Linked DNA regions of Mus musculus: all the other regions are linked to region 1. A link is a loop called in an ENCODE intact Hi-C map of the cell type or tissue named here. Cell type or tissue: heart. All regions are shown on one strand. Each heading gives the region's core, and the rest is flanking DNA. Links, peaks and the distances in the headings are about the cores only. Region 1 holds the start of Nuf2 (NUF2, NDC80 kinetochore complex component). Region 2 has its middle 7.1 kb from the start of Gm39699. Region 3 overlaps Rgs5 (regulator of G-protein signaling 5). Region 4 holds the start of Rgs5 (regulator of G-protein signaling 5).

What was found. A loop is a pair of places that touch in the nucleus more often than their neighbours do. Peaks named below come from ENCODE experiments on the same cell type or tissue, not always from the same donor. Only the 100,000 strongest peaks of a DNase experiment are listed, where the experiment ranks them.
Region 2: it touches region 1 in a loop (5-fold over the local background); 31 of 42 quality-filtered maps call a loop at or near these places.
Region 3: it touches region 1 in a loop (4-fold over the local background); 21 of 42 quality-filtered maps call a loop at or near these places.
Region 4: a loop joins it to region 1, with 2.8 times the contacts of the local background. A loop is called at or near these places in 6 of 42 quality-filtered maps.

What each region holds. Positions count from the first base shown.
Region 1 is chr1:169,528,574-169,536,225 of GRCm38, forward strand. Nuf2 (NUF2, NDC80 kinetochore complex component) reads right to left here and starts at 2,891. Exons shown (of 15, transcript NM_001355159.1): 1 at 2,749-2,891; 2 at 163-238. It overlaps Gm34624 (a long non-coding RNA gene), which reads left to right and starts at 3,004. Exons shown (of 3, transcript XR_373698.2): 1 at 3,004-3,524. In heart, for the core only: a CTCF peak has its summit at 3,745; a DNase peak (open chromatin) is centred at 2,978; H3K4me3 peaks cover 2,239 bases; H3K27ac peaks cover 1,364 bases.
Region 2 is chr1:169,915,067-169,922,718 of GRCm38, forward strand. No RefSeq gene overlaps it. Among named protein-coding and RNA genes, the nearest start is that of Gm39699, 7.1 kb to the right of the region's middle. In heart, for the core only: CTCF peaks have their summits at 3,136 (motif pointing left) and 4,337; DNase peaks (open chromatin) are centred at 1,855 and 3,265; H3K27me3 peaks cover 583 bases.
Region 3 is chr1:169,666,841-169,674,492 of GRCm38, forward strand. All of the region lies in intron 1 of Rgs5 (regulator of G-protein signaling 5), which reads left to right. Among named protein-coding and RNA genes, the nearest start is that of Rgs5, 15 kb to the left of the region's middle. In heart, for the core only: a CTCF peak has its summit at 3,988 (motif pointing right); no DNase peak of the experiment used is centred there.
Region 4 is chr1:169,652,212-169,659,863 of GRCm38, forward strand. Rgs5 (regulator of G-protein signaling 5) reads left to right here and starts at 3,290. Exons shown (of 5, transcript NM_009063.4): 1 at 3,290-3,410. The coding sequence starts at 3,367. In heart, for the core only: no CTCF peak of the experiment used is centred there; a DNase peak (open chromatin) is centred at 3,200; H3K4me3 peaks cover 1,160 bases; H3K27ac peaks cover 2,074 bases.

The sequences.
Region 1 (7,652 bases), core at 1,142-6,141:
TTACAGAATTTGAACTTTAAACTATGATTTTTACTTTCTACTACTGAATTTCATAACTGTAAACTTTTATTTAAGAACTAGGATCACTCAAATTTAGTTAAGATGCTTCATACATTAGCCATCTATTTCAGTGTAAATGTTGGGGAAAGCAAAATATCCTACCCTGAGTATTGTTGCTTCCTGTGTTTCAAGAAACCACAGACCTCTGTAGACGCAGGAAAGGCTCAACAAGGTCCTCCTGTCAAAAGACATGTATAGATATTTACATTAGAAAAGAGAAAAAGCAGTCAGAGGTTTCTCTATGGGAAAGTTTCCTCTCTGCATAGAGAGATCTCAGCCTGAAAACAAGACAATTTACAGCCGGGCGTGGTGGCACACGCCTTTAATCCCAGCACTCGGGAGGCAGAGGCAGGCGGATTTCTGAGTTCGAGGCCAGCCTGGTCTACAGAGTGAGTTCCAGGACAGCCAGGGCTACACAGAGAGAAACCCTGTCTGGAAAAACCAAAAAAAAAAAAAAAAAAAAAAAAAGCCATTTCTGATCCCTGCCCAGGTACAGGTCACTACAGGACAATCAGGACAATGACATGAGAGACTCCATCAGTATGGCAAGGCAGCCTCCGTTTACTGTGTATCCCCTCTAGCCACAGCTGTAACTCTCCAGTCACCCTCTTTCCCTACAGAAGTTCATGCCCCTCACTAATCTCTTTCTGCGCTCGAGTAGCAAGTCCTCCTTTGGGTTCAGGCACATATCAGATTCTGGGCTTTTCTGTTCCGTATCCTGAGGTCAGTTTATTTCTTCAATTGAAACCATCAAGCTTTCAGAGGCAAAAAAATTGAATTAAGCATTCAATATTTTTCATCTGCATCTCAGTTTTTGAAATTGTTTATAAGAACATAAGGGGTTACTTGAGAAAAAAAACAAGCCACACCTAGATTAGAGATAGATTAATAACAGAAAACGTGGGTATAAAATCATAATCACACACCCCTCTCTGCTGATGTGATATACACTACTGTCAGGGTAATTCTTATAAACCATCAAACCCTTACAAACGTACAAAGGGCTTACCTACCACACAAATCCCAGCCTTTCCCACTGAAGTTGCCAAAGCCTTTAATAATCTCATGCTCTTTCTGGTCCAAGTTAATGCCTTCCAAGTCTTCTCCTAAGTGTCCAATGTTGTGTTACACCTGCCTGAGAATTTCTGAGGATCAATTTCCCAACGTAAAGCTACCCAGAGGCTCACAACTGCACTTAGAAGTAATAATGCTCTCTTCTCAGAAGCAAATTGTGTTCATTTTAATAGTGCAATTTCAGTTCCAACTCCTGTGTGTGTGTGTGTGTGTGTGTGTGTTGCGTATACAGAGAAAGAGGCCATCTAACTATAAAGATACTATATACTTTATATACAGTAAAACAGCTCTCTGACATTTTAGTTCAAATAGGACAATTACCTCTAGGAGCTCCCATTTCTCCGTTATATGTAACACTTCAGTGCTAAGCACAACATAACTTACATTATATACAACTGGCTTTGCAATGCAAACTTAAGCAAGCAACTCCCAATTCTGAGGAACTAGATAAAGCATTCCTGGAAAATACGGGGAAGGCTTTGTGTTACACCCACGTAGATCCAGGTACATTCAGCTCCCTGACTTTTGGATTATGATATTTTCGCCTTTTGATAAATGGTTCTTGGTTTAATCCAGAGATGGTGGCGCAATGGAGATACATAAAAAATTGGCAAGCATTCAAACAAGTCACACTGACGCCATTCTTGTGGCTCATGCCCGTAAAGTCAGCACTTGAGAGATGGGAGGTGAGAGACTCCCAGGACTCATAGGAAGGGACCTTTGATGAAATGCCCGGCAGTAGGGAGAGGGAACTTATAGAGCCCACCTCCAGCAGAAAGACAGGACATCAAGTGAGGGATGGGGTTGCCATCCCACTGTCACACCTCTGACCCATAATTGTTTCTCTCTGAAAGAATTCCAGGGATGGAAATGGAGAGGAGCCTGTGAAAAAGAAGGTCCAGTGACAGGCCCAAAGTGGGATCCAGCTCAAGGGGCAGTCCCAAGGCCTGACACTACTACTGAGGCTATGAAGCGCTCACAAAAAGGGATCTAACATGACTGCCCTCCGAAAGACCCAACAAGCAGCTGAAAGAGTCAGATGCAGATATTTGCACCCAACCAATGGACAGAAGCAGCTGATCCCTGTTGTTGAATTAGGGATGGCTGAAAGAAGCTGAGGAGGACGATCCTGTAAGGGGACTAGCAATCTCAATTAATCTGGATCCCTGAGATCTCTCAAACACTGGACCACCAAACAGACAGCATACACCAGCAGATATGAGGCCCCCAACACACATAGAGGACTGCCGGGTCTGTGTTCATTCAGAGATGATACACCTAACCCTCAAGAGAGTGGAGGCCCCAGGGAGTTTAGAGATCAGGTGGGGTGGGGGCATCCATGTGGAGACAGGGTGGGGAGGGGAGGAGTTTGGGATGTGGATCAGTCGGAGGGTGGATGGGGAGGGGCGGGGAATGGAATATGAAGTGTAAAAAAATTGAATTACAAATAAAGTTAAATAAATAAATAAAAAAAGGCTAGTCTCAGGAATATAGGGGTTCGAGACCAACCTGGGATAGATGAGCCTGTCAAATCAACACACAAGTTAGTAAACCCAGATGCCCCGATCCTTGGCCTTGCACCCGGCCCTCCAACGCTCACCCGCTCAAACTCACCTGGAGGCCTAGCAGCTCACGGAAAAACAGTTAAAAACCGAGCGTCCAACCGAAAGCCGCTGACCGTTGTCATTTTTCAAACCGGCCGCCTTTTTTTGTGAGGCCGGCCCCTTTCCGCACAGCGCGCTTCCTTCGCGACGGATGCCGAGAAGGCTCAGAAGACCCACGGTGGGTGGGACTTGACGAGTTGCGCAGCGAGCCAGGCTCCAGATCAGCGGAATCATTCTTCAGGGTTATAGTTTCTAGCCGGAACCGCGATTCCGCCAGACCAGGAAGCGCAGCAGTTAGGGGGAGGAGTTCCGGGATGTGTTTACCGGGTTGTCCCAGACTGGAACTTTGCCTTCAGCGTACCTGATAGCGAGCAGGCAGACAGACGGTTTCTAGCCCCTTCTCTTAGGCTCAGAGAGTAACAGGCAATAGAGGATGTGTTGTTCCCAAATTAATCAAAGGCATTATAGAGAATCCAGGAGTAGTAGTAACAGTCTTACTGTTTGATAAGCATTGATGGGGTCAAATTTTGACCTCACTGGATATTTGTACACATCATTTCTCCTTAGGTCCATGAAAGCTTGAGGGCGGGGCAGCGAATGGATGGATAGACATTGTTAAGGACGTCCAATTTAAATCTTTAATTTACTCACTTTGAGGACTCAATATAGGATAATAAATCTAGAAGCATAAACGTACTGGAATATGATTCTACACTTGCCAAACATGAGCAAAACCACTAGTTCATCTCATCGGTGAGCCATTTCTGTGGCTTACTGACATTACAGGTAACAAAGAATATACAGAACTCTCTATTCACGGGTGTTTTAATATCCTTTGAGTACCTTTACTACTTGATTTTTTTAATAAATAGGTAAGATTTTAATTGTTATATTCTTGAGCCAATATTATAGAACATAGTTTCATATAAGTAGATGGAACATGGCTACACTGAAAATACAGTACAATTTAACATGGAGAATTCTGGCAACGTAGCTTTATATCCGGTTTATTCACTGGGCGGCGCTGCTGCATTGATTTTAACATTACTGAGAATTTCATTCCATTTCTTTCCAGTAATCAAAACTACAGAGATAAACATCGGACACAATGTTCTGGATTAAAAATTTTTTTTTTCTAAATTTATGGGCTTTAAAGTACATGTTTACAGTCCTGGCTTAAGAAGAAAAATAGCATTGAATTCAAGTAGTTGTCTGCATTTTATTTCTCTCTAATCATTCTTGTTAATCTGTTTGCCTCTTCAGTCACGTTCATCTTTAGGAAAGATTTTGGAAATTGAGCTATACATTTGAAATACTTTATGCAGTACTAGTCTGAAACTGTAAAATACCTAACATTCGCTGTTTGTGGTGAACTCTAAATAAATACAAGGAACCACAGACCTGGCATTGTGCTTTAACCCCTTAAAATACTTTCCTCAACGTGTACATGAAGTTATATTATTTTAATGTAGTTTATATAAACACCATTCTGAATCATCAGTCAAACATATTTAATATCATGAAAATACTTGCTCAGTGTTTTTATTAATTCAAATTTTATGTTCTAGTAAATTTCCAGTGTTGACTTTATGAGAGCCCGTGGTGTTAACAGTATTTCAAGGGAGCTGACAAGGATTTCTCAGAAAAATTTTAAAAGTAATGTACTCTTCAAACCATGGTTGTGCTTGCCTCTAATGTCAGTACTCCACAGGGAGAGGCAGGCAGATCTCTACGAGTTTGAGGCCAAGCCTGGTCTAGATAGTATTAGCCTGATCTTCATGGTGAGTTCCAAACCAGCCAGAGTTATATATAAGGAGACTCTGGAAACAAAAAAAGAATAAAACTTAATATATTCTATTTTTTGATAGAAAAGATATATAACTTCAATTTATTTGAATTTGTTACCATCTAAAAACATATTTTGAGTAAATAGACTTACATCACATTCTTCTTTCCCTTTTGTTCCCCAACTCCTCCAGGAGAGCCTCCCCCCATTCAAAACCTTCAATACCTTTCATTTGTTATCATATTCTTTAAAATTTATAAAATTTAAAAATGTTTTAAATTTTAACAAAATAATGAGCATTATCAAAGTTGTCTGATATAAAACAACAATCAATTGAACAGTCTTATGTAGATGTTTGTCTACAGCAATACTGAAAATACACGTGTTTTTCTCAATATAAATTTTAAGTAACTCCAAATATATTAACTGTATGATATTTAAAATAATATTTTAAATAATATATCACTTTTAGTTTTTTAAATGATCATAAATAGATGAAGTCTTTGTTTTTATTTAGTACAGCTGAAAATCTTGACTCTTACTGGGGTACACACACAAAATAAGAACAGTTTTTGGACATCGAAGTTCATTGTAATAAGGTTGTACTTGAATGACCCTCACATCACCAAAGAATTTTACCTCCATAGTAGCTAAGCCAAGAGTTGACAGTTCTGCTGCTCCAAGGAATGAATTGTAGACACGATTTTTGGATACAGGTATCCTGCTATGGTCAAAGCTATTTGACTTGAGTGATTATCATCATTCTCAGCCCACAGGGAACAAGTTACATTCATTTAAGAAATGGTGTGTGTATTAAGATGGTCTATCCATGAAGTCATTCATCAACTGTTTCAATGAACAATGGGTCTGATTGGAGGGTGGCACAGACGTTAGGTGAGGGTAAGATTCTGGTTCATTGGCTGTGATGATTTTGAAAAACATTCATCTCAGAATAAGAGTAACTTATAAAGTCCTCTTCTTCAAAATTGATACAATAATTATAAATACCAAGCAATGCCTTCATTCTCACTCTTTGCTATTCTCTTACAAGCCACCTCCCAAGTTAATTGTCTACATTTCTTTTGGCTGTATAAATCATTTTGGAATATGTAAGCTGTTCTAAAAACCATAGTATAGTGTAAAAACATCACATAAACAATCCTACTAATAGAGAGGCTGAGATAGGAGAAGCATGATTTCAAGACCATTATGTGGCACACAGAAAGACCCTGTCATGTACAAATAAGCAGAAAGTGTATATGGATTGTACAATATTGGACGTCTTTCTCCCATTACAAAATTAGAGAAACAACAGGTTGACAGCTGACAAATTTCTAATTCCCATACTTTTGAATTTCAATTGATTATGATATGTTGGCAACATTAATTTTCATACTGAGAGATAGTAAGGAAAAGTGAATGTTACTTCCTGTTAATTTTCTTGTTAGAGGTGGAATTATTTTTGTGTAGGCTTGTTGAAAGACTATTTCTTGCTTCTTCTAGGGTGTAGTTTCACTCCTTGTGTTGTTGGTTTCCATTTATTATCCTTTGTAGGGCTGGATTTGTGGAAAGATATTGTGTAAATTTGGTTTTTTCATGGAATATCTGAGAGTGTTGCTGAATATAGTAGCTTGGCTGTTCTCTTAGGGTCTGTATGACATCTGCCCAGGATCTTCTAGCTTTCATAGTCTCTCGTGAGAAGTCTTGTGTAATTCTGATAGGTTTACCTTTATATGTTACTTGACCTTTTCCCCCTTGCTGCTTTTTAAAAGATGTATTTATTTACCTATTTATCTATTTATTTATTATATCTAAGTACACTGTAGCTGTCTTCAGATACCCCAGAAGAGGGCATCAGATCTCATTGCGGATGGTTGTGAGCCACCATGTGGTTGCTGGGATTTGAACTCAGGACCTTCGGAAAAGCAATCAGTGCTTTTTTTTTCCATTTTTTATTAGGTATTTAGCTCATTTACATTTCCAATGCTATACCAAAAGTCCCCCATAACCACCCACCCCCACTCCCCTACCCACCCACTCCCTCTTTTTGGCCCTGGCGTTCCCCTGTACTGGGGCATATAAAATTTGCAAGTCCAATGGGCCTCTCTTTCCAGTGATGGCCGACTAGGCCATCTTTTGATACATATGCAGCTAAAGACAAGAGGTCACGGGTACTGGTTAGTTCATAATGTTGTTCCACCTATAGGGTTGCAGATCCCTTTAGCTCCTTGGCTACTTTCTCTAGCTCCTCCATTGGGAGCCCTGTGATCCATCCATTAGCTGACTGTGAGCATCCACTTCTGTGTTTGCTAGGCCCCGGCATAGTCTCACAAGAGACAGCTACATCTGGGTCCTTTCAATAAAATCTTGCTAGTGTATGCAATGGTGTCAGCGTTTGGATGCTGATTATGGGGTGGATCCCTGGATATGGCAGTCTCTACATGGTCCATCCTTTCATCTCAGCTCCAAACTTTGTCCCTGTAACTCCTTCCATGGGTGTTTTGTTCCCAATTCTAAGGAGGGGCATAGTGTCCACACTTCAGTCTTCATTCTTCTTGAGTTTCATGTGTTTAGCAAATTGTATCTTATATCTTGGGTATCCTAGGTTTGGGGCTAATATCCACTTATCAGTGAGTACATATTGTGTGAGTTCCTTTGTGAATGTGTTACCTCACTCAGGATGATGCCCTCCAGGTCCATCCATTTGGCTAGGAATTTCATAAATTCGTTCTTTTTAATAGCTGAGTAGTACTCCATTGTGTAGATGTACCACATTTTCTGTATCCATTCCTCTGTTGAGGGGCATCTGGGTTCTTTCCAGCTTCTGGCTATTATAAATAAGGCTGCTATGAACATAGTGGAGCATGTGTCCTTCTTACCAGTTGGTGCATCTTCTGGATATATGCCCAGGAGAGGTATTGCTGGATCCTCCGGTAGTACTATGTCCAATTTTCTGAGGAACTGCCAGACTGATTTCCAGAGTGGTTGTACAAGCCTGCAATCCCACCAACAATGGAGGAGTGTTCCTCTTTCTCCACATCCACGCCAGCATTTGCTGTCACCTGAATTTTTGATCTTAGCCATTCTGACTGGTGTGAGGTGGAATCTCAGGGTTGTTTTGATTTGCA
Region 2 (7,652 bases), core at 897-5,896, 390 kb after region 1:
TGATGTGACCCAATCAATTTCCCACTAGCATTCAATACTTCTACCTCATTCTGTCTTGTGTTTTCGAGAGCCAAGCTTTCATGGCAATTTAACGTAAACTTCTAGGTGGCTCCATCTCAGAATAATCCCGGCTATACACAGTGCCTTGTTTGCACCCGGGACAATCCTACCTATGGTTTAGAGTCTCGCCGTTCAGGAAAGGGCATACTATTATTCTTTCAATGCAGCAACAGAACGGAAAGTTCTGAGCGATGCCAGGCCTGAGGATGGGGTGAGGGCAAAGGACTGAGGCAGGTACACAGGTCTATGCAACGGAGAGGCATGGCAGGAGTAAGTAGAGGAATAGCCTTGGGTTTACTGTGCAGATGGGATGCTGAGCGGGAGCAGAGAAAAGCAGAAGGGAAACAGGGCTGGAGAGGTGGCTCAGCAGTTAAGAGCACTGACTGCTCTGCCAGAGGTCTTGAGTTCGAGTCCCAGCAACCACACGGTGGCTCACAACCATCTGTAATGGGATCTGATGCCCTCTTCTGGTGTGTCTGAAGAGAGCAATTGTGTACTCGTATACATAAAATAAAAATTTTTTAAGTCTCAAAATCCCAGGAAACAGTGCCCCAACTATCAGAAACAAGAACCAGGGGTCTCAGCATCCTCCAAGGAAGAGCCCATTGGAATGCATAGATAGATGTACAGACGCATAGACAGATGTACAGACACACAGAGCAATGAGCTTGGGAACTTAGCACTGAGCCAACTCTGAGAGCAACAGAGCCAACTGTCAATCCTTGTCTGCCATGAAACGTCTCTCAAGTTCACTCTGTTCTAAGCCAGACTTGGCTCATGCTAGGATAAGGAAGGACACAGAGAATCAAGCTGCAGAGGCCAAGCTGCCCTAGGCGTAGGAGATAGAGTGTTGTAAACTGCCATTGCCGGTCTGTAGAATAAGCACGGGTTCAAACCTCTTCCTGGTTCCAATAGCTTATAAGTCTCTACTGCTGACCCAGTATGTGCTACAGCCTGATTTCATGTTCTCAGAAGAGAATCTAGCATAGTAGCTGAGGGTAAAATGGGACACACACACATAGATATGTGTTCATATATATGTGTGTGTGTGTGTGTGTGTGTGTGTTCTTATATATATATATATATGTTCGTGTGTGATATGTGTGGTGTGTGTGTGTAGAGAAAGAGAGAGTGAAAGAGATAGAGCGGGAGAGAAGAAGACAGACAGACAGACTGAGGCTTGATTTACACATGTGAGAGGACAGGATGCTGCCTATCTCTAAATTCTGTATGTGACCTGAAGGTTTCATAAATGTTTGCAAGATCATCATACAAATGGGAAGTAACCCTGATCTTTTGAACTATTGGGAGGGACAAAAGGGCAAGGCTGCAACCACAGGCATCAGAGGACAATCTCACAGACTCCGAGGACAATCTCACGCAGTGAGGATCAAAGTGGAGACCGCGTGGATTTTCCATGAGGAAGGCCTGTGTTCTGCTATCACAGGAAGAGAAGCAGAGGAAGCCTCGTGTCTGGTTTGAGCTTTGGTCTCTGTGCGTTTGGGATCTGGGGGGGGGGGCGGGGGGGTTGTGAGCAGTGGGACTGAGCACCAGGAGAGAAGAATCCCAGATGCTGTAAACAGCCCCTTAAGTCCCTTCCATCATCACGTCCCCCAAAGGGACATCTCCAGCACTCCAGCCAGCTACGTGCTTCTCCGCATTCTCAGCCAGATGTAAGCTGGCCAAGGAGTGGCCATCTGGACTCATAGAGCCCATTAGAGCCATAACAGGCAGCCTAGTCTGGTTATAAACACCAGCGTCTCTCAAGCCAGCTGTCTCACGCTCGGTAATGACACACTTGGGAGGCATCTGGTTTGGGACAGGAGACATCTCTCCCATGGGCTTCAGGAGCCTGGGGGTATCTGGCCCAGGCAGGCAGCACAAGGCTTCTGGAAGAAGGCTAGCAGGCTCTTTCATTCCCTACCTCGTGCTTTCATCTTTGTGTGCCTACCTGTAAGGAGTGCATGCCTGCACGTACACGGTTTGGGAATTATTTTCTCAGGAACACTGGAGACAAAGGGGCTTTCATTAAAACAGGGATATGTGAGAGATTTGAGAACATCTGGGTCTGTCAAGTATAAAGCCATTTGGACTAGGAAGGGTCACATATGTAGGTAGCCCAGGCCTTAGACATTCTTATGTCCTATTCTTATAGGAGGAGGCTGTCTGGGGGCACTTGTCTACGAGCAAACACACCTGTGTCCTCCCCTTCTGTAGATGGTCAAAGGGAGGCAGGAAACAGGCGGGAGGCCACTCATGAACGGAAATCCCACCTCTCTGTTCACATGAAGCCCAGAATGACAGCTGTTCCTCAACAACTATGCAGTTCCTTCTCTTGCTTCTGCCGCAGCTCTGCCTGTGACTCCTAATTAAAAGGAGCACGCTGTTTCTCAGTTAGTCATTAGACGTCTGTCCCCCTTCCCTTATCTTTAAGCTGCCAGGGGAATGAGATTGCAGGCAGGTGACTCTTGCCACCTCCAAGACAAAGCAGCTATTATGGAGCAGGTCTTTGAAAATGAAGTGAATCACATTGATTGGAAAGCCCCAGCCAGTGATAACGTCCATTTAATGGGTGGTAACTGCGTTGGGCATGTTGCTAACAGCTTTGCTTGGATTGTAAAGTGGGTTCTTTACATTTAAACACACACACACACACACATTCGCTGTCTCATAAGTCTGCCTCTAAGACTCACAAAGGACAATTGCTAAGCTGAACTAGATGTTGCTGAAGTCTTAAGTAAAGAAAGTGAGCTAAGTGGAGAAGTGGGGGGCGAGAATGACTCGTCCTGTGCAGAGCTTGAAAGGTGGAAGAGACAGCTGTCCCCAGGGAGGCCAGAAGCACAGAAGACGGGACTGCTGGGCACCTAGGCCTTTGGGGAGGTGGGCTTACATCCAAGTAGAGAACATGCCCCTCAGACGTCTAAGCCCTGAGGTGTTCCTTACAGTGAGAAGCTGGATTACCACAATCAAGTGAAGTGGGGTACAGGTTGCTGGGTGAACCCAACTCCAAACTGCAAAACCTGACAGAGCTTCAGTCCACAGCCAAGGGAACATGCATAGAGCGCCACCTAGAGGGAGTCAGGGGACCATACCCAAGCAAGCTGTGCTGAGACAGAAGGCAGGCCACATTCTCCCAACTACTGCAGTGGGGGCTGTCCCTGACTCTGTTGCCTGCCTGTGGGTCTGCTTTCCACTAACTGAGCCTCAGTGAGAGAGGGTGCGCCTAGTCCTGCATCGACATTTGCTGGGGGTAGTGGGGTACCCAGGGAGAGCTCCCCCTTCCCCCAGGAGAAGGAGGGGGGGGAGTAGGGGCAGGAGCCGGAAGAGGGAGGAACTGGGAGGAGAGGCCTGGCATTGGAATGTAAAGTGAAGTAACTAATTAATTTTAAAAAGAACATTCAAAGAAGCAATATTTCCTGTAACGAGTAAAGCTTTCTGGAAACAATAAAGTTTTATTAGAAAGAAAGAAAAGAGAGGAGGAAGGAAGGAAGGAAGGAAGGAAGGAAGGAAGGAAGGAAGGAAGGAAGGAAGGAAGGAAGGAAGGAAGGAAGGAAGAAAAAAGAAAAAGAAAGTCTGCAGTGAGGTAGGTAAATGCTACAACAGCAGTTCTGCAGGAAGTTTTATTGTTTTTCATTCTTTTGGGTTTTTGGGGAGTTTTGGGGGTTTGGTTTTTTTTTTTTTTGGTATTTGGGTATGTTTTAAAGGTCTTATTTTTATTTTAGGAGCTTCACTCAAAATGACCTCTCCTAGAAATATAATTTATTTAATCAATACCAAAAAAAAAAACAAAAAAAACCTTTATTTAATTTTCTATTCTGACAAAAGACAATCGATTCTCAGCACCTAATTCTGTGTTTTGCCTAGTGTGATTGCACAGGCAATTCTAGCAGTTGGGACGTTAAAGAAGGAATATTACAAGTTGTAAAACAGCCTGGGTTACAAGTCCCTGTCTCAAAAGTCAATCGACAGCACTGAAAAGGAAGGGAATTTAAATGCTTCCAAACTTCTGACACGGAAAAATGAAGCTTCCAGGTAAGAGGTCTGAAAGCATGAAAGCCCAACTCTGCGAAACAGTATGTGCCTTCAGACGAAATAAATCACCAATGTAAAGGGAACTGGAAAGGGCCACTTCGTTAGGCCAGAGAGGGGCTCTTGTTCTGTTCCAACCCTTCCCTTCCGAAGGCTCTGGGGCAGGACTTTATAAATGATTAGTTTCAGGTCTCACTTTCAACGCAGCTAAGCAGGGTACATGGTTTTAGTGCGCCACCCAGTGCCAGAGCCAGAAACTACAACAAACTTTCACAAGGCGGGAATTAAAGGAATCCGACTGAATATCCAGCCTTGGTTAGTTACTTCTGTAGCCCGTGCACCTAAATTCCAATACAAGTTCAAAGTTCAGCAGTTCTGAACTGAATGGTTTCAAACTCTGTCGAAAAGCAAACAGTATCCGGGGGCGGGGTCTGAGCAGCTTTCTTATGGCAAACTCAACCTAATACAAGCGGCCAAAAGGGTCTGGCTTTAAAAAGTAGAAGCACTTCATTCCCTAAGGATAGTTCTCTTTACAATTGTGCCACCCTCTCTTGGACCCCACACTTCAAAGAAGAGCATACCGTAATAGACAACTCGGATGCCTCAGGCAGACGCTGAAGCTCCGTTTCGGCCGTAAGGATAGAGAAAGGAAGTCGTGGCTTTAAGCTCGGGGATACTGGAACAGTAATTGTGATGGGGTAGACTAGTATGGAGAGAGCAACAGCCGGCATTTTTTACTTCAATGCATGTTTCCTATTATTTCCTCTTAATTCACCTTCAATGACCGTGGAGTCTAATGGAATTCTTCCTTAAACTGTTTGCGATTCTATGTGTAAATCAATATCCTTGGACTTGTTGCTATAAAGTCCATTTTATTTCTTGGCTTTAATTACCAGTGGCACCATCACTGACTAAGATGCTACTGCTAATTCCAGAATAAACACCAGTGAGGGTCAAGATATTTATTTTTAAGTATCATTTTGTTAACATGAGACCTGTTTTGACCACATTCCTTATTCATAGACTATCTTCTTGTTCACAGAATTCCTGTTCACATACTATCTCCTTCGTTCCACTTGCTGTGTGCCTGTTTGAGTGCCACTTTTTGGTTTCTTTTGTTTTGTTTTTCCAGATAGGGCTTCTCTGTGTAGCATTGTAGAACTAGCTCTGTAGACCGGGTTAGGCTGGAACTCACAGAGATCCACCTGCCTCTTCCTCCCAAGTGCTGGGATTAAAGGTGTGTAGCCTGTGGCAGCCACCACAGCCCCCACCACCAGTGCCTGATCTTCTGCACTATCTCACCAGCGCAGTGCCATGCTCAAGGTCTATATGTGGCATCAACCCAGCAAGGATGGTAGTTGTGTATGAAAGAGGTTTCTTGATTGTAGCAAAGACAGTTCCTCAGTGGATGTTCAAGAGAGGGATTGGAATCCTTCCTTGGCTCTGGGACTTGGGCATGAACAGTTAGGGGCTTAGTGGTTAAGAGAGAAGTAGTGAGAGATCACTTCCAGAAGACCCAGGTTCAGTCCCCAGCCCCTACATCAGGCAGTTCACAACCACCTTGGAATACCAGCTCCAGGGAATCCAACACCCTCTGGCCACCACAGGCACCTACACACATGCACACATATCCACATGCAGACACACATACATACTAACAATTTAAAATAATAATATTTAATCTTGTTTTAAAGAGTGAACAGTTATGAAAAGAAGTGATCAATCTTGACAAAGCACTCGGGTTTTCCAAGCAACAATGTCTTCCTGAATCCAGATTTCAGCCTCTTGGCTTAGCCCCTTCATACTGTGTTCCACAGACCTTCACAGACATGGCAGCTTACAAACAATAAAATGTTATTTCTCACCTCGCTGGAGGGTGAGATCAAAGTATGGGCAGCTTTGGTGCCAGATGGGTGTGGACCCTTCTCCCTTGACAGAGGGATGAGGAAGCTCTCTGGATCTGCTATAGTAGAGCTCTAATACCACTAGCAAACATTCTGCCCTAATGACTGTAAAATGAGCACTGCCTTGCCGGCATCATTCCTACCTGATGTGGTCATGTGACTAACTGCTTCCTGCTCCCATCACCTTAACTTCCTTAGCTCCATGGGCTGAACTGCAAACTACGCCAAAGTAAAGCCCTTTCTCCCTAAAGTTGCTTTTGCTGGACTACTTTTTTACAACAACAGAAAAGTGAGACGAGGTTGTTTAGAAATAGGGTCTTTGTGAGTGTGAACTAATCAAGATGACTGCACAAGGCAGTGGCTAATCCAACATGCCTGGAGATTTTACAAAATAAGAAGAGACAGAAAAACAGACACAGGAGGGAGAAGCCTGTGAAGAGTTCCAAGTAGAACTTAGAATTGTGCTCCCACAAGCCAGCCTCTAACCCAGAGGTTCTCAAACTTCCAAATGCTGCAACCCTTCATACAATTCTTCATGTTGTCATGTCCCTATACCAACAATAAAATTATTTTGTTGCTACTTCATAACTGTAAATTTTGCTACTATGCAAACTATCTGATACCCTCTTTTGGGGGTTCGGGACCCACAGGTTGAGACAGGTGCTCTAGAGCTATCATAAACTGCAAAAGACTGGTGTAATTCTCTTGACAGCCTGCAGGTGGAGTAGCTGCTACTGCGCCTGGGTTTCAGTCTGTCGCCTCCTCCACTACCAAAAAAAAAATCATTTTCACTGTTTCAAACCAGCCAGTTAGGGTAACTTGATATGGCAGCCACAGAAAGTTCACACTGTTTCTGCTCAGCGTGTAGAACACGGGGGAAAGGTGGCTGCTTAGCGTTGTAGATGAAGTGGGTATTACAGGACTGTGTCACTAAGGAGATGACATGTTATCTAAAGTTACTCATTAAATCCACGAAGAGATTAGGAGTTTGTTGGTTTAATAAATGTGTGTACTTTGTCTCCAATAAGGGTGGCCCCTGCTGTTATCTGATCACTCTGTGACTGCAGGTTGAAAATTGTTACCAGAAACGGAGGCTTGCCTGGTGCCTTTCCTGGCATAGCGGTCTCCAAGAAAGAAACAAGGTATCTTGACCTCTAGAGCACCCTGGGAGAACGCAGCTGGTTCGCCTAACTCAGCAAGGTTCCTGAGCATTAAGGCCACCAGGAGAAAACCTGGGCTTTGAATCCAGAATGAGAAAATTGGGAGCATGTGAAATTTGGGAAATGAACCAACCTGCAGTCAATGTGAGCTAACTCACGATGAATCTATGAAAATCTGAGCAACTATGGTTTCCTGAGTTTGAAATACTTATTGGTACTCAGCCTTATTTTGAAAGCACGCTTATCTTTCCAGTTTCATTTACAAAAGCACTAGAGGGTGTTTGTTTGTTTGTTTGTTTGTTTGTTTTGTTTTGTTTTATATTTAATAGGAAATTCAAAGGCATTTTTAATTCAAAGGCATATTTAAGTTGCTTTTTTTTCAAATATTTCATTCAGCAAACATTTATTGAACACTTATCATGAATGAGGCACTCTGCTCCATGAAGAAAAATAAATAAACCCCTTCCTTAAAAGAGTTGGCAACAACAGTAAACAAGTG
Region 3 (7,652 bases), core at 1,719-6,718, 140 kb after region 1:
TTGATTTTGACCAGACCAAAGTACTCAAATACTTACCCAAGATCATCCAGTAAATTGACTAGATTGTCAGGAGGGTTTAATCAAAGGCAAGTGTTGTCACCATGTATTTCCCTTTATTTATGATTGCCTTTTGTTCTGTGACTGTACTAGACATGTTCCTTCCTTAGCACAGCACTTTCTGTAATAACATTAGACATTCTAAACCCTGCAATTTATGGTGTGCCCTGGTAGATGAGCTGGGCACTGAGAGAAATGCCTCACATATGGTAACTCATTTCACTTTCATAAACGATACTTAAAAGGTAAGCACAATTATTCTTGTGTTGTGCTGCTGTATTTTAGAGATGTAAAAACAAGCAAACAGATCAGGAAGTACCCAAAGCAAGGTGATATGAGAAGCCTGGAGCTGCCATGTCTGCCTTGGGTCACTATGCTATTCTGTGTTTTCCTTTGAGCAAAAAGAGCTTGCTTAGGGTACGATACGAGCTGTCTGGACAGGCACTCAGTATGCTACTTGGCTTCTCTCAAGGGACAACCCTTTCAACGTGTTCACTGTTGCTTTTGGTCCCATGATCTGAGATGAGGGTCTTACGAGTTAAAGGCAGATGGGTCTTCTCTGCCAAATGCAGGGAAGAGATTAAACAGGGTTCGATGGATTGTTTGTGAGTATAACATGGACTGCGGATCTGGAAAGTGTCATATGATGTCACTGGGATGGTTCCAGGTGGTCACATGACAGGGTTATCCAAAGCAGCTGGCTGCCACTCTGGCCTTGATGACTTTTCTTGGTAATGGAAACTTCTCCACATTTACTGTTCACTGTTTCCAAGGTTTCATCACAGTTTATGGTTCATAAATTCTCCTAAATGCCTCCTGTTTAAATTTAAGCAATCTCACTCTCTTGCAGAAACATTTTTCTACTTACAAAAAAAAATTACCAACTTCTTGAATCATGTTAAATGGAGCCATTATTTTTAAGTTTCTTGTTTGAAGCTCTAGCATCTCTGGGGGTCGCTCCAGGATCTGCTGGCTGGGTATACATATCATCCTGGGTCGAGCTGCTGCTTTGGGTTTGGAACTATTATGGGTGCTGTCTATCCATCTTTCCACTCATGCAGTCCCACCATCGCCCTGCGTGTGTGAAAATGGGCAGCAATGTGTATCTGTAGTAGGGTGGAACTGCCTAGTCCTGGAGACTGATAGTATTGTGGTACTTTATCCAGGAGAGTCTCTCTCTCTCTCTCTCTCTCTCTCTCTCTCTCTCTCTCTCTCTCTCTCTCTCTCTCACACACACACACACACACACACATTTTCCTTCTGTGTCTCCAACACTGTTTATCGGAGGAAGCTATAGTGTCTCCTTATGGAGAAGAAAGACTGAAGTGGAATACAGGCCTCGCCTTCATCATCGTCCACTCTTGTAGAAGCTCAGGGTTACAAATCCCCAAGTCAAAGGACTATTAGGAGTTAGAGCTGGCACTGGGAAGTTGCAGTCATTAAATGAATAGACAGAGTGATGATGATGACCGTGGTAACAATGGTAGTCATCACAGTGGCCATCACGATGGCATACTGTTTATGTACCAGGGACTGGACCAGCCTTTACAGTTATCCCTTGCTCTCCTCACAGAAACTTCTTACACCATCTCCTAATTCATCCTAATTGTATAGCTCTGTGGTTGAGGTGCAGGGATACACAGCTTGTGTAAATTCACTCACATAGTAAGTGGCTAAAGGAAAATGAGATGATCCATTCCAGACCAATTTTGGCAGATAAACAAGTCTATTCATGGTTAGTTGTGGTTATATTAGCTAGATTAGTAGTCATTTCTCAGTAGCGTCAGCATCAGTTTTTGAAAGCAGGACCACTGTACCTACAATGGAACCAAAGTGAACGCATACTTTTAGCTGACAAGCTGATGTAAAGTGTTTACGTAATTCATTCCTCAGTAGCAACAAAGTCCCGGGTATTTGTGTTCTGCTTGCACCAGGATGAAGGATTCGCTAACCCATGAGAGAATCTGAGTTGAGATTCTGATGCCCTTGTGGTTGATATTAGACAACAAGAAACCTCAGAGTCAATGATCAAACCACAGAGGCCATCTCCAGGAGTGAAAGGTTAGCTCCCTCTTTACAAGCCTGATTTAACATGGACGGGGATCCACAGTGGGCTTACCAATTCAAATCTGAGCATTACTCCTATGACTAGAGAGAGATTGGTATGGAACACACATTTTTTTAAAAGTCATTTGTAGCAAACAGCCCATTATCAATGATCTTGATCAGACTAGCAGGAACAGGTAGAGATGGCCTGACCCGAGGCTGGACTTTCTAAAAAGCTTTCTAAAGTGTTTATCACCACTGAGAAGTGCATATCTGGTTAGAAAGATGCCCAGTGCCCTACACCTATCTCACAGCGTATCAACTGTGAGCAGCTAAAAGTATAACAGCTAAAAGGCTAACAGATTTGTCTTTGGCTCCACAGAAGATTTTCTTACAAGTAGTAGTGTGTGGCATGGGGCAGGCTCACAGCAAAGATGCTGCTCATTAGACTGTTAAGTAAGTGAGCAGAAGAAGAAACTGCGTATGGCCCAGGTTTTGAAATGGTACTCTGTCTTATGAAGAAGTTAGCTTATCTAGACAAGTTTTCTGTTGACTACCTCTGTGTGTGTGTGTGAATACACACACACACACACACACACACACACACACACACACACACACACACACACACATTTGTGGAGAGGCCAGAGGACATTATCATTCTTCAGGGTTCTTTCTTTCTCTCTCTCCCTTCCTTCTTTCCTTCCTTCCTTCCTTCCTTCCTTCCTTCCTTCCTTCCTTCCTTCCTTCCTTCCTTCCTTTCTTCCTTTCTTTCTTTCTTCCTTTCTTTCTTTTTGAGACAGAGCCTGTCACTGGCCTTTAATTCACAAAGTAGCTTAGTCTGCCTAGTGAGAACGTAAGGATCTGTGTGTCACCAACTCTCCTACCTGGGGACTATATGTACACAGTGCCTGGCATTATTTTTTTACATCTAGTTTCTGGATGCTTCCTGCTTACGAAGTGAACAGTTTCTGGGCCCGAGCCGCCCCCACTAGTGTTTTGTGGCCTTTGCCTGTGAGGGCATCTGAGTGACAACTGTTTGGGGACAGCTCAGGTAAGAGCTGGAGCACAGAATGGCAATTGTTGTGATTAAGTCTGACAGGAAATGGTGGGAGGTAACAAGAGCTCGAAGGACGCAAGAGGTAAATGTGTTTTCTATAAATATGTCATAATTGACAGCTGTTGTCAATTCCATTTTTTTCAACCATTTTATAGTTCAGAATGTCATTTAATGTAATTAATCACATGAGCTTTGGGAGACAGCTGTCATTGCTGAAGCCACATTTCAGTTATTTAACAACGGGGACACTGTATTTTCTGCCATCCTTCTCCACTTTCCTACAGCTTACATCATCAAGGGATATTTTATACAGACTAACCCTAGGGTCATTTGCCTAAGATACTGTAAGTAAATTATGAAAATGAGGTAAGAAATTAGGTATAAATTCTCATGCAACACGCTGATGGATAGCTATAACAAACACCATGGATGTTTTGTTTTTAGCCAGATGGAAATGGTAGAGTGGTGGAGTGGAGTCTTTCTCCATCTAAATGGTCTGGTTCTGCCTTCTTCCTGGTCTTGAGAATCGATCATTGATTTTTAGCAGTCATGTTCAGAAGATTTGAGAGGGGGTAGCCGAAGATGGTAAATAAAAAGCATTCTGTGTGTGTGTGAGTGTGTGTGTGTGTTTGTGCGCGAAAACAAGCCCGCGTGTGTGTGTGTGTGTGTGTGTGTGTGTGTGTGCTGGACATGTTTTCATGGGTATTTATTGGGGAGGGAAGATAACACATAGTCTTTTCACCTTTGTGGAAGAAGCCTGCAAGGTTAGCCAGATCCAAGGTTCTTTCTACAGCAATTGTAGCTCATGCCTCTTCATAGCCAGCAGGGGGCATCTGCAACAAAGATTTGGGTTGCCTTGAATTTTACCCTGACCAAGGAAAAAAGATCAAGTCTTTTGGAAACCAGTTTTGAAAATGAGGTCCTACACTCCCCAAACTCCTTGCAGAGAGCCTTTCTTTGTGAGGAGTGTTCTTGAACTGTGTCTGGCGTCTAGACTTAAACCTTCCTGTGTCTACCAGATATGTCCCAAGCACAGGACCCTTACTGCCCCTCTGTCTCTTTAACATGGTGGAATGTAAGTTTTCTCCTTACACCCAGGTTCTCTTCTCATTAAAATAGACCCTATATAAGTGATCTGAATAATTGAATACGTGCACCACTTAAGCCCCGCCCACCAGCTTTTATCTTGTTTTCCATTTTCTTCTCTTTCTTGTTTTTATTTCGGGGGGGCTGGAAATCTACCCAGGCTCTTGCCCATTCTAGGCATGCACTCACCAAGCTTCATCGCCGGCCTCGGCTTCTCACTTCTCTGTCTCCGGTTACTTTAAAGAAAGAAACAGAACTCAGCCACTTTATGGTCCTGGCAGTCATCTGGTGGCTTTATGTGTCTTCAGTCATGCTAGGTGATTGCCATGTTAAGCAGTCAGATTCAGAAGATCCCAGGGAGTTGGTGGGGGTGGCTGAAGATGGTAGCTAACAGGTGTGTGTGTGTGTGTGTGTGTGTGTGTGTGTGTGTGTGTGTGTGTGTGTGTGTATGCATTTCCATAGGAATTTATTGTTTTTTTAGGAAGCAAGAACACACATCATCTCTTCATTCTTGTGTCCCATCAGTATTTTCTAACGATGGGGAAATGCCTACTATGTAGTTTCCTGTGTGCAATGAGCCCTTTGGAGTTGTTCCAGACACTACCAGGGCCAGAAACACCATCTTAATCCTTGAAACATCTAGAGTCAGAGCCTCTCTATCGGCTCTCAATCAAGTTCTCTTGAATATAGTTCTATTTCAAAAAAAAAATTCATCCAGCCATACTTCTGTTTGTAGTGTCCTGGTGCTGGCCTTGCACACATACATCTAAAGGTTAAAACTTGCATCCAGTCTATTCGCTGGCAGGAAAGACTAAGATGGTCTGTGGCTTTCTGGGATTTCTATCCCCTGGCCAACATCCCACACAGGGAACAGATTTTACCATTGCACAAGGCTACTACTATTCAGACCTTTGCAGCTTGAAAAGTGTGACTCATCTCCAGAATTCTCTCCCTCTGATTAAATGCTCCACCGGGCATTTCCAATTGATTTTATTTCAAAACAAGTTTTCTTTTTCCTTGTAACACAAAAGGATAACAGACCCAAGGAGACACAAATCATTTGGTGTTAATCAGCATTAATGTAATTTAGCCAGAGGGAAGGGCCTAGTGTGCAGTCGAAGAAAGCGAGGGACCATAGCTGATGTGGTAAACACATTAGAAAGTTCTCCTCTCCAGATAGAGATGATTTTGAAATTCAATTAATGTCAGATACGCTCAAGTTTATCTAGAAACGGGAAACGAATTTGGTGAGTTTGAACCTCTTTGGCTTTCCCATTGATTTGTACTATTCCCACACTGTGTGAGGCTCTGACAGGAAGGAAGGCAATGGAGGGTGAAGCTCTTTTCTGGGAACTCTTGAGAGCCATGCAGTAATTCTGTGGGGTTTTTTTTCTTTCTTTTTCTTTTTGGAGGGTTTTGCTTGCTTGCTTGCTTGCTTTGTTCTTGTGAGGCTGCCAAGTATTCAGACTGGCTGGAACCTTATCACTGGTTATTTTCATTGGTTACTGCTTGGTGAGAGTGAATGCAATCTTACTCATCGTACTCATCCTTCTCTTCAGGATTACAAATGAATAAGTAGGTCAGTTCCTGATGAGCTTTCAATGTCTTCTTCTTCAGCCTATATATACTAGGCCAGGGACAAAGCCTCAGCAACAGAGTTCTCCCAAGCACACTGTTCCCTCTTTCTTGCATTCCCAAGGCCAAGAGGAAGAGAATACCTGGTGTTCTGGTATAGGTATCAGCTCTGAGAAGAGGAACACACGTGTATGCATGCTTGTATCTGTGTGTATACACAAACACACACATAAGTGTATATATTATAAGTATTATATATCTCATGATGTCTATGGAGCAAAGGATAACTTTAAAGTTCTCATCTATCCACCTTTGCGTCCTATATGGTGGGATTATAGGTCTTTGTCACTATGCCCAGTTTATGCAGTTCTGAAGGTCAAACCCAGGGCATCTTACACACCAGGTAAACAACCAATTGAGGCTCATCATCAGAACATGATTTTTCAAAAAATAAGTGATGTTATAAGTAGTACGTCTTTTCTAGATCACATAACACACACAAATGGCCACTGGACAATTGATATAGATAAAATGTCTCTAGAGTTTTGTTTCACTCGTGTGTGTGTGTGTGTGTGTGTGTGTGTGTGTGTGTGTGTGTGTATACCATCTTAGGAAATGAGTGATCATTTATAAACAATCCTTATGGTAAAATGCATCGATAAATGGACAGATAAAGACAATTTGATCCAACCCAAGTTAATAAAATAGTTGGCCTCCTCTTTACATGGAAACATTTTTTTTGAAGAGCCCTTTCTCTACCTTTAACTCTTTCTTGCACACATGCCAAATATGTCACAAGCTTGGTGCAGCATGGTGGTCCCTTGTCATCTCCATTGAGAATAGGAAGACAGGATGACCACATTCAATACCGCTTTGTACTATGAACTGCATTACATTTCACAATCAAGCAATCCATCTCGCGGCCTTCTCTCTGCCCTGAAAGGTCAGTCAGGCTAATGTTAACAGATTTATAAGAAACAAAAATGATCTTGCTCAAGTGAGTGACAACTGGCCATTCTCCAACTCTACTTCTGCTTCTTTTGAGAAGTTTCCTGGACTTACCCTAGTGGGAACTGAGACTATCTGTTCAGGGTCTGCTTCCTTCCGGAAACCCCAGTGGAAGAGTTCAATGGGCTATAGGCATCTTAAAAGCAAAGACCAAGGCCTATGGGTGTTTGTATATTTATTATGTACTACCTGGCACAGAAAACATAATCAATTTGTAAATTCGCAAGAAATGAATGACTATTTTAAACTCTGTTGTTACCTTTACCCCTTCATACTTGACTATTGCTCTTGCATGAGAAATTGTAAACCAGCACCTTCCTGCCTTTTACAAAAGCAAATGACTCCAGTGAAGCAAGAGAGAAAAGAACAAAGAAATAGAAGTGGGGGAAGAGGGGGGAGGGGGAGGAAGCCTAAATCTTAAAGGACCAACCAAACAATACGAAACCCCCAAACATGAGAGTGTATCACTCGTCTTTATAGAAGTGTTGGTGGATGCAATGTTGTGTCAAGTTCAACATTAATAACAGCTTTCCATATGTGCACAGCGGGAGAGGCATGTGGAGTCCAGGAGGCAGATGACTCTTTTTACTGGATAGTGAAGTGTGCCTGGGAGAAGATAGACCTTGTATCTCTGACAGTAGTGCTCTGTACTGGCCAGCAGGGGGTAGTCACAAGTGCTGTATACATTGTCCAGTCAACTCCCAATGATCAATTTTTTATCCCAGATAATATTATATGGTAGTAGTCTTACTTCCAGAGCTAGAATTTTCCAGGAGCCCTTTACAATTTAAAAAAAGTGATCTATGTCATTTTCTGACGC
Region 4 (7,652 bases), core at 837-5,836, 120 kb after region 1:
GCCATCCTCCCGTGGCCTGTCATAGCTGAAGGACTTCATGGCAGACTTGGGTTGAGCTTGCAAACTTCTGATTCATCTTCACTGAAGCACTCTCCAGGGACCTGCAGCAGCATTTTCTCCCCAGCCACATGCTCCCTGCTCAAGGAAATGTCTGCTTAACTCTTATACTAATGTGATATTATAAGAAATGTTTGCATGAATAAAACTGAGCATGTTTGAAAGCCAGATCTTGTGTGGACATCCTAATTGCTGAGTGCCTCATAGCCCACAGGCTATGTATGCTCTCTGCACTTCATTTTTAAATTAGTATTATTCTTGGTTTCTTTCTTTGTTCTGTAAAGCCTTGTTTTGTTATTATGTTTTTGTAAGACCTTATAGCTTCACAAAAGCTATAAGACACTCTACAGAAAGTCTCTGAAAAGAGAACCTGTCTTAGTTAGGGCTTTATTGCTGTGAAGGGACACCCATGACCACAGCAACTCTTAGAAAAGAAAACATTTAATTGGGGCTGGCTGTCAGTTTCAGAGGTTCAGTCCTTTATCATCATGGTGGAAAACATGGCAGTGTACAGGCAGACATGGTGCTGGAAATGGAGGCCAGTGTCTTCATCTTAATGTGCAGGCAGCTAGGAGAAACTGTGAAACACTGGTCAGACTTGAGCTTCTAAGACCTCAAACCTGCCCCCAGTGGCACACTTCCTCTACCAAGGACACGCCTACTCCAACAAAGCCATGCCCCCTAATAGTATGGCTCACTATGGACCAAGCTTTTACATGCAAGAGTCTCCAGGGGTGATATCTATTCAAACCACGACAGAACCTAAACAACATTTTTAGCGTGCTAGGGCATTACCCATAGAACCAACAAGAAGGACCCCAGTTACCCCTAATCTTAGAGGTACTCCTATATCTCTTAGGGCTCCCTTAGAATTGGCCCAAAGGTTTTACTGACACTAACCTCTTGACATCTCTCCTTCCTCCCATCCAACATGGGATCAAATCAGACTAAGCAGGATGAATCTAATTGGGGTTATTGTCAGGTCCAAAGGAAACTCCATTTTCCCAGACTCTAAAACGAAGGGATAAATGGCTATCTGCGGTGCCTATTAACACATGCTGGCCTCCAGGATCACTTGGTCTCACGAGAACCTGTCACACATTCCAGAGTCCATGCTAGCTAGCATCCTGGCCCTTCTCACCCCCTCCACTCCCCTAAACTTCCCCAGCCCAAGGCTTCCCTCCCTGTGGCTACAGCTACTCATTGTCCTTAGTACCTTGATGTCTTCCATATGCTCAGTCTCTGTCTTCCTCTCTCAGTCACTCCCTCTCTGTCCCTGTCTCCCTCCTCCTCATCTCTGCTCTCCTTCTCTCTCTGTCCCTTTCTTCCTCTCAGCTCTGTTCCTGCTTCTGTCATGCCCAGGTCCAGTCTGCTGGGCATGTTCAGTTTAATTTCTCTCTCTGCTCTGGCCGCTTCTAGACACCCCTGGCTGTTCTCTCCTTCATAGCTACAATAAACCCCCCTTCTTACCCATACCATAGAGTGGCCGTGCTGTCAGTTTATACAGTTGCCAGGGACAGTGGAAAACAAACCATCAGATGCTTAATCATGGCTTCAGAGAACATTGTGCAGAGACAAGGAGGAAAGCTGTCAGGATTGAAATGGAGTCACACGGGGCAGAATAGTGGCTGCTTGAAATCTCACGACTTGGGAGGCTGGCAAGGAACAGAAGTTTGAGGACAGCCTGCATGTCATAGTACCAAGACACCTCTCTCTCTCTCTCTCTCTCTCTCTCTCTCTCTCTCTCTCTCTCTCTCTCTCTCTCCCTCCCTCCCTCCCTCCCTCCCTCCCTCCCTCCCTCCCTCCCTCTCCCTCTCCCTCTCCCTCTCCCCCCACCCCCAGACAGGGTTTATCTATATAGTACTGGCTGTCCTGGAACTCACTCTGTAGACCAGGCTGGCCTTGAACTCAGAAATCCGCTTGCCTCTGCCTTCCCGGCGCTGGTGTGCCACCACAGCCCTGCTCAAGACCCTTTTCAGGCTAACAGAATGCATTTGTTTGTTCCAGACTTTCCGAAAGAAGCTAAAACCAGGAGTTATGCAGAGACGGTTCTTAGCAGGGAGCTTGACACCCTGAGTGTATTCTAACCTTGGTTCCTTCTCCTGTTCCCTTTGGGGTTTTTGTTTTCAGTCACAGGCCTATCTCACCTCAACCCTGAGGTGTTAAAGCAAAGGGGGACCAGGAGGTTATGGACTTATCTGCCAGGAACAAACCTTCTAAGGAGACACTTGTGTTCCCCTCTTTGACAACCTGACTGCTGACTGTTAAAGAACTCCAAGCTATTACTGCCCCCTCCCTCTCCCCAATCTCCTTCAGGGAGAGGAAACGGCTGAAGCCCTGGGGGCATCCAGAACAGGAATTTGTCTCCTGGAAAAAAGATTTACAGCTTGTGCAATGACCTTGACCTTGTGTCAGACTGGCTTGTGGGAAAGACCCAATGTTGAGACATTAGTGGGCAGGGGAACCTCATTTTGCCTTTTCTCTTTAGCTAGGTGTGTCCCTTGCTTTCTGTTTATGCCCTCCCTCCTGTCAGGCCTGTAGTAGATAGACTAGGGTCACACTGAGCAAATCTCCTTTTTCTGCTCTTCACCATTAACTTGGCTCCCTTAATGGACTCACTGAAGAAAAGACCTGATTAGGACTTGTTGGGCACACAGGCTGTGACCCCCTAGGTCTAGTGAAGATGTGCCAGGGCAGTTGTTGCTTACACCTAACTGCACCAATGTAAGACACACCTGCATCATCAGAGCCTGGACTGGTCCTTTTACCTCGGAATTCCTAGCACCCATCTGAGTGCTCAGGAGATGAGAGATCCTCAGCTAAACACTCTCTCCACCGTGAAAAGAAGCCGTTTCCTCCCCTGTGAGTGGGTTTAGTGTTTGTATCCCAGGACCCTTGGCAGATCTGAAATGGCTCAGGGTACCTTGCTTTCAAAGAAAGCCCACATCGTCGTTCTGGCTAACGTCAAATTTCAGTCTTCAGGCACTAATGATCTTATCTCAGTTTAGGCTCCAACACAGCCCTAACTAAACAAACAAGAGACTGTGGGGACAGAAGCCACCAGAAACATGCCCCAGCAGTGCCTGAAGTCAGGAAAGACTCCCAGCCCCCACCGAAGGCAAACTGCTGCTGAGCTCCAGCCCACAATTTTCGCCCAGGCTGCTGATTGGTCCTCGGAGCCACGGAGCTGTGAGAGAGCTTGTATATATTCCTCAAAGGGAAAGGCTGCCCCAGATTATTGAAGTTTCCACAGACGGTCAGCTGTTGAGAGGTTCGTGCTCAAGTTGAGGATCTAAGCCGCCAGCCAAAATGTGTAAGGGACTGGCAGCTCTGCCGCACTCATGCCTGGAAAGGTGAGAACTGAAATTCTTCAGTGTAGGAGATGAAAATGTGGTGAGCCTTCACTCAAGGGAGGATGCCCAGAGGCTCTGCGGGATGGGGTCCCGCTGAGATGAAACTGATGCTTGGTAATAGACTTGGCTTTGTCTTGTCTGTAGCAGTACTGAGATTTGGAAAGATCTGAGCTAGAGATTCAAAAGGAGATAATCCATGGTCATTTAATATACAGAGTACCAGAGCGCTGTTCCCCCCAACCCCCAGAGGGTGTGTGTGTGTGTGTGTGTGTGTGTGTGTGTGTGCGCGCTAGAAAGAAGGTAACTCCCAACACCGAAAAATAAAAGTATCTGGGTTTGAATTCTGTCTCCCCTACATATTTCCTGGGTAGCTTGAAGCAATTTCTTTAACCTCTCACTTTGCACATCTGTAAAGTGGAAATGGGAAGCATGTCTATCTCACAGGGTGGTTTTGAGGACTGAGTGAGTGAGTGGTCATGTGTGGGAAGTGCTCAGAAGAATGTCTGACACAGTAAACTGTGGGAAAAGTGATCTTCATTCACACAGAGAGATTGGGGTAATGAGGACTCTGCAGGCAGTTTGCAGTGGGGCAGAGGGGGCTTCCCATTATTCCCTATTCATTAGATAGGAGTAGCTTGGTTACTGGGGGAAAAAAAGTCCCTGAGACACAGGGTTTGTCTATTACCTGGAGCTCTGAGACACATGGTTGTCTAGGACTGTGTTGTGGTCTATAGAAAAATCCTATATCTAAAGTCGTCATCTTACTACAAACTTAACAACCCAATACCCGACATGATCTGTGTAGGTAGAAAGGTTCTGCTCTGTAGAGTCCTGATTGATTTTACTTTGACCCTCAACCATTAAAGGGAGTAAAACTGATTCTTGCACAGCCTCCTCTGTCCCCAAGGGTCAATGTCTGTCTGAGAAAGTCATACTGTTTAATGGGCCACCAAAGACTTTTACCTATTTAAAATGTCACATTTTCTTTGACGTTTTTCATTACAGCAATAAATTTTAAGTGATTTTTTTAAAAGAAGAAACAATGGAACATATTCCCTAGAGTCAGAGATGTAAATGTTTTAAATAGATGAAGATAGAAGGAACCAATAGCAGTGACATCTGTAGCTGTATCCACCAGACCAGGGGGAGAGAAGTGGATTCCAGGACTGGGAATTGTTCATTATTCCCACACCCCATGCCTCCCACCTCTCCTACAGAGAGCTCCAGATAGGTGCAGTGCTTAGAACTGAGTGGCATCCCAACTTCTTTGAAGACCAGATGATCCACCTTTGCTTTCTCTCCAACTGTGAGAGTCACACGTTGATCGTTGACCGTGCACAGCATAGAGGGATGAGTGAGCATGGTGAGCCTTTAGCTTACTTGGTATTTGCGTTGAACATCATTAATGCAGTGGATGGAGCTTACATCATTACACTGGGTGAACAGTTGATGCTGTTTATGTGATAGTCTGCAAGGGTTGGGGCATCTTGATATTGTTACTCCTCTTGCCCTAAGTTTTTATGGGAATAATATAGTTTTTAGAGAGCTATAGTGGTGGTATTTTTGCAATTATTTCTTTTACTATCATGTATTGGATTCATTAGCAACATTGGAATTTATTTATTTTTACATTTATCATTTATTCACTAAAGCTGGGACTTTCCAGTTGGGGACTGGTGTTGTTCTTGCTGGAAATGTATGCATTTGAAACCCACTGTAGCTGATAACACATCGCGGAATTCATAATGTTAAGAACACAGCAAACTAATAATGTAGAGGAGAGGCCACTGAGAAACTGTGGATTCTTACTGATGAAACCGTTTCAGTTATTTCAAGCCTGTGCACATCTCTTAGGCATTTGGATGACAAGCCACACCCTGCTCACAGGATAGTGTGCCCCAGGTAGGAAGGTAAATGAGGATGCACATCACGGAGTGCTATGGACCAGCAGGGAGGAATAAATGCAGAGTACTACTAGAAGTCTAAGACTGAGGACTGGATGGGCCTCAGAGCTTTTGATAGTTGGGGAGGACTTCACAAGGGGTTAAGAAAATGATGCTTAAACTACTGTTACAAGGCAGAAGAGTCAGGCATGTCTGTGTAGGAGAAAGAGATGTGAGGGATGCCTTTAAGGCCAAGGGGACAGGCTGCAAATACAAACAAGGACATAAGAGGGTACAGATAGTTTGGCCAGTGTTAATATAACCTGTACCAGCACTCAGGCAACATATGTTTTTGTTGTGTGTCCACTGTGAGGACATCCCATCACTGACTCTCAAGGTCCTTCCTCTGTTGGAGTCTACCACCTCCCATCAGCACCTCCTGCAGAGCAAGCATTTTGTGTGGATCTTTGGGGAGGCATTTAAGATACAAACCACAGCAGGGCTTAGTGGGTGGTTCTTATGGGACCCCTCCCCTCACTGTGTTTCATATTCCACCATCTGTAATGAGATCCTTGGGTACATGTTTATCAAGGAGGGACACCTCCAAGTTTTTAGCTGTACTCGATACACCTCACTCATTATTCCATGGTTTGGATTTGCTTTGTCCCCCAAGGATATGTATGGTAGAGACCATCTAATAGCATCATAGAATATTAAGAGCTCTGGCTGTGGCAGGTGGTTTATTATCACAATAACAAAACACCTGAGAATTAATATCAATTTACAGAGAGAAAAGGTCTACTTTAGCTCCAGGCTTTGGAAGTTCTAATCCATAATCATCTGGCTACACTGATTTTGATTTCAGAACTGTTTACATGAAAGAGTGCATGGCAGAACAAAGCTGTCCACCTCACTCCCATGTAACAAAAGGATGGAAGGGCGGAGGTCTCACACCCCACTGTGAGGACACATCACACCATTGGCTTTCTAGGTCCTTCCTCTTTACAATCCCACCTCCTCTCATTGCCGTTAGCATCTCCTGCAGACCTACATTTTTGTATGGATCTTTGGATTTCTGGGGGGAGATATTCAAGATACAAACCATACCAGGGCTTAGTAGGTGGTTCTTTTGGGACCCTTCCCCTCACTGCTTGGTGGCTTCCTTTCACACACCTGTAATGTAATTCTCACAAGGTTCAAGCTGATTACAAAGACCTGCAGATCCTGCAGAACTGGATGCCTCAGGTATTTTGCTACAGTATCAGAGAATAGATAACACCTCACCCAAAGCCTGACTCTGAGAACTAAAGATGTTTGCATGGAACAAGATTTTTTTCCTTCTTTGGCTGAATTTTACACAGACAATCACCATTTGGTACAAAGTAGGCTCATGATAAATATGTTCCTGAAAAAGTTCTTGACTGATAGTAGCTGAGACCGGGCTGCCCAATGTCAGCCTGGCAATTTTCTCTGCTTTCCAAGGGGATCAGGGAGAACAAACATTAACAGGGACATGTTATGTCATAATGGGAAAAAAAGATCACCTTTCTGTTTCTAAATAATGAGGTATTGGGGATTTCCTGCAAGGGCTGGGGGAGGGGGTGGAGGGAGAAGGTGAAAGGAAAGCCAGCATTTCTATGCCTTGGGCAGGGAAGGTTTAGTTAGTTAACAGGAGGTTGGTTTGTTTCTCAGGATTGCAAGCCTTTGGCTTTTGGACTTTAAGGAACTTCACAGCCTGGACTGTTTCCCTGGGGTCCACCATCATAGCTGCTTTTGTGGCTTCCTCTCCTCCCTCTCACTGGTTTATGCTCTCAGATCCCCAAAGCTTAGTCAGGAAGGGTTCTTGGAAGGTTATAATACCTTTCTCCTTTTCTAATAAGAACTACAGATTAAAGTGGATAGATGATAATAAAATAAAGTTTATTTATGTTTCCTGGGCCAGTGTCAATGGCTTGTCTTGCTGGCTGGAGAAAAAGGGAGTGAAAGTTTAATTAATCCTGGCAGGATCAATCATTAGCAAGAGGAAGCAGGATGTGAATGGAGGCCAGCCAGTAGCCGGTTCCTCTCTCTCTCTTTTTCTTTTGAGTTTCAATCAGTTCCCAGATAACGTGTGGGCTGTGGACCATATTTTAAAGACCGAGGCCAGTTGCAAGACAGCTTTAGCCTGACCCTCTGATTGCCCCCGAATGTGAGTGGAGGGGGAGGGGGGAAGTGAAAGAGGAGGATGCTGCAGTGCAGGGAGGGTAGCTCTGCAGCCTCCCATCCCTGTATCTGCTTTAGCCCTGGAACAGTTACAGGGATGCCTAAGAAGCAGAGACCACACAGTCTCCCTCTCTAACCCTTCCTGCAGAGCAGGGGA